Linked DNA regions of Homo sapiens: region 2 is linked to region 1. The links are chromatin loops, found by intact Hi-C in ENCODE. Cell type or tissue: ascending aorta. All regions are shown on one strand. Each heading gives the region's core, and the rest is flanking DNA. Links, peaks and the distances in the headings are about the cores only.

Region 1 (3,430 bases), core at 329-2,828:
GACGTATTAGCAATTATTATTATCACATGGATTAATTCATTTAATCCTTGTAACAGCCCCGGAAGGTAAACATTATCCTCATTTTCTAGCTGAGGAACCTGAGGCACCAAGAGGTAATGTAACTTGCCAGAGGGTGCACAGCTAGGAAATGAGCCATGATTCAAACCCAGGCTGTCTGGCTCCACAGTTCACACAATTAAGCACCACACTACTACTGTACTTCTGAGGTCCAGTAGGATAATTCTATCCATAAAAATTATATTTCATGTAATTTACTATTATGCAGCTTTAGCTCTGTAAACTAAATGTCTAAGATTTCTTATTACCCTCTCATCAAATATTGGAAACCCTTTTCCCCTATCTGCCTCCCTCACTAATTTAAAGTCCACAGAAAGCCCCATTTACCAGAATAGCCGCTACGGTTGCGGCTGAAGCTGAAATAGGAGTTATAACCCTCAACGATAGCCAGGGGCTCTGTCAGTGCATCCCCTGGAAAAAAAAAATGTAAGATTAAGTCAGAGGTAAAACTAGCATCCGAGAAACACAAAGGCCTGGAATTACAGTTGTAGGCTAATTCCTTGCACACATCAGAGCCAGAGTTGGGGGTGACGGGAATGAAATATCCATGATTAGAGGAGGACCTAGAAAGATGGGAAATGTCAGAGAGGAAATTGATATCAGAATTAGAAGGCTTGGTGGGGGGCGGTTAGAGACTATGAAGTGGAGGTGGAGAATTAGGTGGGAAGGGGAAAGAATCAGAGCTAAGCCTGGGGGTCTGAACGATAGGAGGAAGCTGGGGATGGGGATGGACATACGAGAGGATGGTGGGAATCTGAGCTAAGGGTGAGAGGTAAGAGAGAGGGAATTAGGGGATCTGAACTGGGGGTGGAGGGAAAAGGAATTAGGGGATTCTGAGGGGAGATAAGAGGGTGAAGAAATAAGAGGACATCTAAGCTTGGGGTGGGAAATGAGGTGGGAATTAGGGACTTTCCGCTGGGAGGAGAGATGGGAATAGATAAGGGGTACTGGGGTTCTGAGGTGGAAATGTGAAAAAGAGGAAATTAGACTGAGCTGGGGTCAAAGATGGGGTGGGAATTAGAGGATCTGAGCTTGGGGCAGGGATGAAGAATTCGGGGGTTTGACTTGGCGGCGGGGAGATGGACAGCGTATGGAAGGAGGAAATTCAGGGGACTGAGTTTGGGGCCGGAGAATGAGTGGGAATCTGACTAGATATGGGGTTTCGAGAAGGAGCTAAAGTTTGCTGAAGACAGGAGATGGAGTGCAATTAGGGGATCTAGCTAGGGTGGGAAATGGAAGTTTAAGAGGGAAGGGACCTGGGTCTAAGGACAGGACTCTAAGAATAGGAAACTGGGAAAGTAAAATTACATGGGACAGGGGACAAAAGTTAGCGGGAAAGAAAAAGTATGTAGGGATCCTGGAATCCAGAGCGCTCACTGGTCACTTTGGTTTCCTGGAGACAGACGATATCCGCATCCAGCTCGTCCAAAATGCGCCCCACGGCCACGGCGGCACAGTTGCTGGGTTCCTGATTTGCCACCCCTTGCAGGGGTCTCCGAATCCCATTGATGTTCCAGCTCACCACGCGCAACATCTTAAAGGGCTGGAACACCTCCCAGCCCGCGCCAACCTAGGCGCGAGCGAACTGCTTCCTGTTCAGAAGTTGGCCAGGCCCGCCTCCCGCGCGCGTTTGCGCAGGCGTTCTCGTGCGTACCACTAAAGCGCCTGACGCACGTCGGGCGGGGGCTTCAACTTCCTCAGCTCTCATTGGCGGGAGGAGGAACTGGGTGGACGCTGAAGGAAGCAAAGCGGAAGCCTAGGGGCAATGAATGGCGAGAGGAGTTTCCAGTTGGGCTCCCGCTCCTTCCGCTCGGACAGCTGAGTCTCAATGCGTTTTTCCTCTACTCAGAAGTCCAAGTGGTGCGTCCGGTTACTTACAAACGGCATTTTGCCACTTTTTAAGCGACGGAACCCTGAGCGGAACTGCTCAGCTGCCAAAGCCCCGCCCTCAGTGCGGCGGACCGCCCACCTAAGTTCACAGATGGCTGCAGCGCTTGCGCCCCAGGAATAGCTGGCGCTAAGTGCTCGCGTTGGACTGGGCAAAGGGAAGTTCATGGTTGGAGGAGGGAGCAGTAAGAGTCGCTCCACTGAGATAAGACTTAGGAGGAGGGCCTTTGGCTTTATTGGGGCAGAGGGGAGGAGGAGGAGGCTGTCTCAAGCCTGCCCTGTAGCTTTTGTCTTGGCTCTTAACATTCTGAAGGATGTAGCCGGACACATCCTTACTCTTGGTTCTGTTTCTCAGATAAGTGAAATCGAAGCCCAGGAAATGTAAGCTCGTGAGCAGCATTGTCTCCGGATGCATCCATGGCTCTTCTGTATATGTTATCTCATTTCATTCTCAAGACAACCCAGTTCGGGACATGGAGGCTAAGTTAGAGACGTCGAATGAATTCATTTCATTCTCACAGTTCACTCTCTCTTACACTGAAGTAGTAGAGCCAGGATTCACACCCTGTCTTAATTAGCTCAATAATTACTTTTCTGAGTGTTTTTACTGACCACACACCTCCCCAGTTAAGTCTTTTCCTCTGGGGCCCCACGGCACCCTATGGTCCATTCTGTCACAGTACTTATAATACACAGCTATCATTGACTTCTATTTCTGCTGCCATTAGAATGCCAGCAACTTGAGAGCAATGACCATGTCTGGTTCATCTTGTTAGCCCCATCCCCTAATACTGGACACAGCATATGTTGGGAAGCAATAGATATTTGTCAGGTGAATGAATGAACAAAGGATAATAGCAAGAGCATCGACAGGTTCATGGCTTGTTTTTGAGAGCACAAAAATTAGAAGTAATGGATATGCCCAATGTCCAGGGAAAAGCATAACGATGCATCTTTAGGTTCCTCACCCAGAATTGCAGCATAATTATTTGTTCCCCAGAATTTAAGTCTTAGAGCCATCATCCTCAATGGTTACAGCAAAGACGCAGTAAACTGCTTTTCCTCCTGGAGGACTTAAAAGGTTACCAGTTGTTGCTATCAGAAAATAGCTCTGTGATTAAAATAAAAATTTGCATGTCCTGAGCTTCTTCATGCTTTGGGAGTTATTGACTCAGGATTGACTCCCATGAGTGCGATAACTAGGACAAAGGAAATGAACATTTTTATTGCTCTTGCTTCATATTGCCAGATTGCTTTCCAGTAAGGGATTATGCCCATTTACACTGAAGATCGATCTGAAACTCAGCACCAGCGAAATCCAGAACTTGCCTGTCTCCATGGCTGGTTTTAATTTCCCCATTCTGCAGTGGCTTGTTAATATTAGTTCTGACCTTTGGGGCAAGGTGAACACATGGTTGGACTGAAGAGAAAAGGCTTCTGGTGGCTCAGGAACGTCTTTGGCAAC
Region 2 (3,430 bases), core at 634-3,133, 58 kb before region 1:
GGAAGAAAATCCTTTCATTTGCAACAATCCACATAAACCTGGAGGACATTATGCTAAGCGAAGTAAACCAGACACAGAAAGGCAAATGCTGCATGATCTCATTTATATGTGGACTCTAAAAAAATCTAATTGATAGAAACTGAGAGTAGAATGGTGGTTACCAGGGGTTGGCAGGAGGTTGTAGGAAATGGGGAAATGTTGGTCAAAGGGTTCAAAGTTTCAGTTAGGAAGGAGAAATAAGTTATAGAGCTCTATTGTACAGTATGGTGACTGATTATAGCAAATTATAATGTATCATATACTTGAAATTGCTAAAGAAGTAGATTTTAAATGTTCTTACTGCAATAGATATTATATGAGGCAATGGATACATTAGTTAGCTTGATTTAATCATTCCACATTGTACACATATGTCAAAACATCAAGTTACACCTCATATATATATAATTTGTATTTTTCAATTAAAAATTAATTAGCTAATTAATTAATTGAAGTGCTACTTGAGAAGCTCTAACTTCTATTACTCCAGAATATGACTGTAATTGGATATCAAGCCTATAAAGATGTGATTAAGTAAAAACGAAACCTTTAGGTGGCCCTAATCCAATCTAACTGATGCTTTTATAAGAAGAGGAAATTTGTATGCACAGAGAAACAGCAGGGGTGCATAGGTACAGAAGAAAGACTATGTAAGGACACAGTGAGAAGGTGACTATCTGAAAGCCAAAGAGAGAGAGACCTCAGAAGAAACTAAGCCTATATATACCTCGATCTTGGACTTCCAGCCTCCAGAACTGTGAGAAAATGAATGTCTGTTGTTTAAGTCACCCATTCTGTGGTATTTTGTTATTGCAGCACTAGCAAACTAATATACCATGCTAATGTCCCACGCTAATTTCATCAGATTTAGCTTCTCAATCCTGAAGGCATTCAATATTTCTCCTTTTTTTTTGTGAAGAGAGGACTGAATGGAGAAATGAGTGCTCAATTAGTGGGTGGAGGGCAGTTAATTTATATATATATAATGGTCCTTTTTGAGGAAGAATTGAGATATGTCAGGGTCTCCCTGGTGTTTCAGGAAATGTTTGTGCATAGCATCAATAAAATTTTCGAAGACTAACACTCCAGACTGTTCTCCGGTTTTACTACATAAGGGAGGCAGAAAAACACAGTCTTCAGAAACAGGAAGACCTGGGTTTGGGCTCTTCTCATCTCCAAGTACCTCAACTGTAAATTCAAGATAGTAATAGTATCTACATCAAAGTGTTTGTAGGAAGGGTTAAACGAAGTATTGCATGGAAAGCAAGCCTAGCCTGTGAGAATTAATTTCCTTATCAGAAGTTTCTCTAAACTACAAAGGGCTATGGCAACTAAAAGTGACAGAAAGATCTCAGTACCAATAACATTTCTGTTCACCCTGCTATCCACAAGGAATTAGCCTCATACAATTTAAAAAATGGCAGGTGAAAGGTTCAATGACTGCACCAAAACCCAACTTATTGCTTGTATGTAATACTCAGATAAAATAATGCAAATTATATCACACCTAGTAGTGCTCAATAAATATTGGTGCTTGTCAATTCTTATCACTCTACCTTTATGCCCCATCTACAAACACACACACACACACACCACTACTCAAATACAAGTTTTTTGTTTTTTAGGGAAAGTTTTCCAGTTGTAGAAGAGAGTACAGACAGATATGAACACCCCCCGACACTTTTTACTCCCTAATTAAACTTTAAATGCAGGTTCACATTAACTTCTAAGGTCTCAGTGGAGATCAATTATTACAACCGAGTTGACATCAGCATAAATATTCTGAAATCATATGGGAGTATACAAGCAGAGGATGATTTTTATTAAAATGCAACAATAGAGACTGCATCAGAAAGCAGTTGCCACAGAGCAGAATGTATTTTCCCATCAGAAAAATATTATGGCCAGTGGTAGGCTATCTGCTTCATTTCTCTATAATCAAAAAGATTAACAGAAATATTCAACTGCATATCTTAAAAAATACAGATACAAGTCTAAAACCCGTCATACAGCAGTGAAATGGAATAACTGGCTACAACTGTCAAGAGAGTGCAATCCACATGTGTTACACTAGGGGCAGCAGCGTATAAGGAATGGTGATGTATTCTAATTGCATTTTCGTAGAACTCTTTGATACTGGACCCAAAACAAATACATATTAATTAGACATTGAAAGACCAGTACTTTGGTTAGATTTGCTGGGATTTTTAGGTGGAATTCTAGGGAAAGATTTTGATGGTTGAGGTTTATCTCTCTGTTGCTTTTAAAGCTAGGTGAATTGATGCTTCCTTTTTCCCTTAGTTTCTTTCCCTGTAACTGACAGAGCCACGTACAGAGGCAATATCATTAGGACTCCATCATACTCAGACATAAGGCATGTTGGGAGACTGACAGCATGGGGCCAGCAGTGAGAATGGAAGGCGGCAGGGGCAGGATTCAAGGCCATTCCATAGACTGATTCTCAACTAAACATTTAGGAAAAGCTATTCATCTTTGTGGATTTATATATCTATGTACAATAATTATAAGGATGAATAAATCTTTGCTTATTTGGTTAATACCCATCCTCCATACAGTCTTGCATTTTGAGTAGCAATTTTGCTTTTATCTCACAAGCTCGTGAATCAAGCATACTCAGCTTCAGTTTCCCTGGTAACCGACCTCTGCTTCCTGTCTAGACTTCTGGTCATGAGAGGAGAGAAAAGGAAAAACACAAAACGGGGGAGGAAGGGCCAGAAAATGTTATACCTTATCCCCTCTCCCCTTTCCCACCACAGTCTATTTCTCTACCACTACAGCCATCCCCCACCAGAAATGAACAAAGTCTGTTGGTGAAGTTGAGTAAAATTAATCCCACCTGTGTATGCTCCTACCCCCTTGTCTTCCTTCCTCTCTGCATCAATTTGGTACTAACTAGTCAATTCAGCCATATGCGAGTAAATATAAGGTTATCTTGACAAGAGATCCAGAGACTGAGAATCTTCGGCAGAACAGGTATCTTTCTTTGTACCTCATCCTGCCTCTCTCTGTTTCTAGAATACAGTGGTTTTATTATTAATCATAGGCAAAAGGCTCCATCTTTTCTTCCTCTCCTGCCTCTACCCTATTGAAATAAATGAGGACAGGGAAGAAATTCACTACTACAAGGAAGAAATCTGGCACTACTTCTAGAATCCATAGTGGCAGGTATTCCAAAACTCAGGCTCTCGGGCACTGCAGCTGCTGCCTCCACATTGCACTCTGAAGGGAGGCTTTCTTGCTGGAACCCTTCCCCATCTTCTTCAGTCCAGTATTGTGTTCTTACTTTAAATCACCCCCAGGCCATCACTCCAATCCCCAACCTCCACCAGGAACCCTCCCACAATTGCCCACTCTGTGACCCTTATCCCAT

Evidence for each region. Peaks named below come from ENCODE experiments on the same cell type or tissue, not always from the same donor. Only the 100,000 strongest peaks of a DNase experiment are listed, where the experiment ranks them.
Region 2: it touches region 1 in a loop (5-fold over the local background); 10 of 110 quality-filtered maps call a loop at or near these places.

Annotation. Positions count from the first base shown.
Region 1 is chrX:54,998,605-55,002,034 of GRCh38, reverse strand. It overlaps APEX2 (apurinic/apyrimidinic endodeoxyribonuclease 2), which reads right to left and starts at 1,672. Exons shown (of 6, transcript NM_014481.4): 1 at 1,456-1,672; 2 at 406-489. The coding sequence starts at 1,612. It also overlaps a transcript of PFKFB1 not described here. RefSeq lists a silencer at 1,652-1,791. In ascending aorta, for the core only: no CTCF peak of the experiment used is centred there; DNase peaks (open chromatin) are centred at 1,724 and 2,094; H3K4me3 peaks cover 2,307 bases; H3K27ac peaks cover 1,750 bases.
Region 2 is chrX:55,056,527-55,059,956 of GRCh38, reverse strand. It overlaps a transcript of PAGE2B not described here. Among named protein-coding and RNA genes, the nearest start is that of PAGE2B, 17 kb to the left of the region's middle. In ascending aorta, for the core only: a CTCF peak has its summit at 2,129; a DNase peak (open chromatin) is centred at 2,116; H3K4me3 peaks cover 584 bases.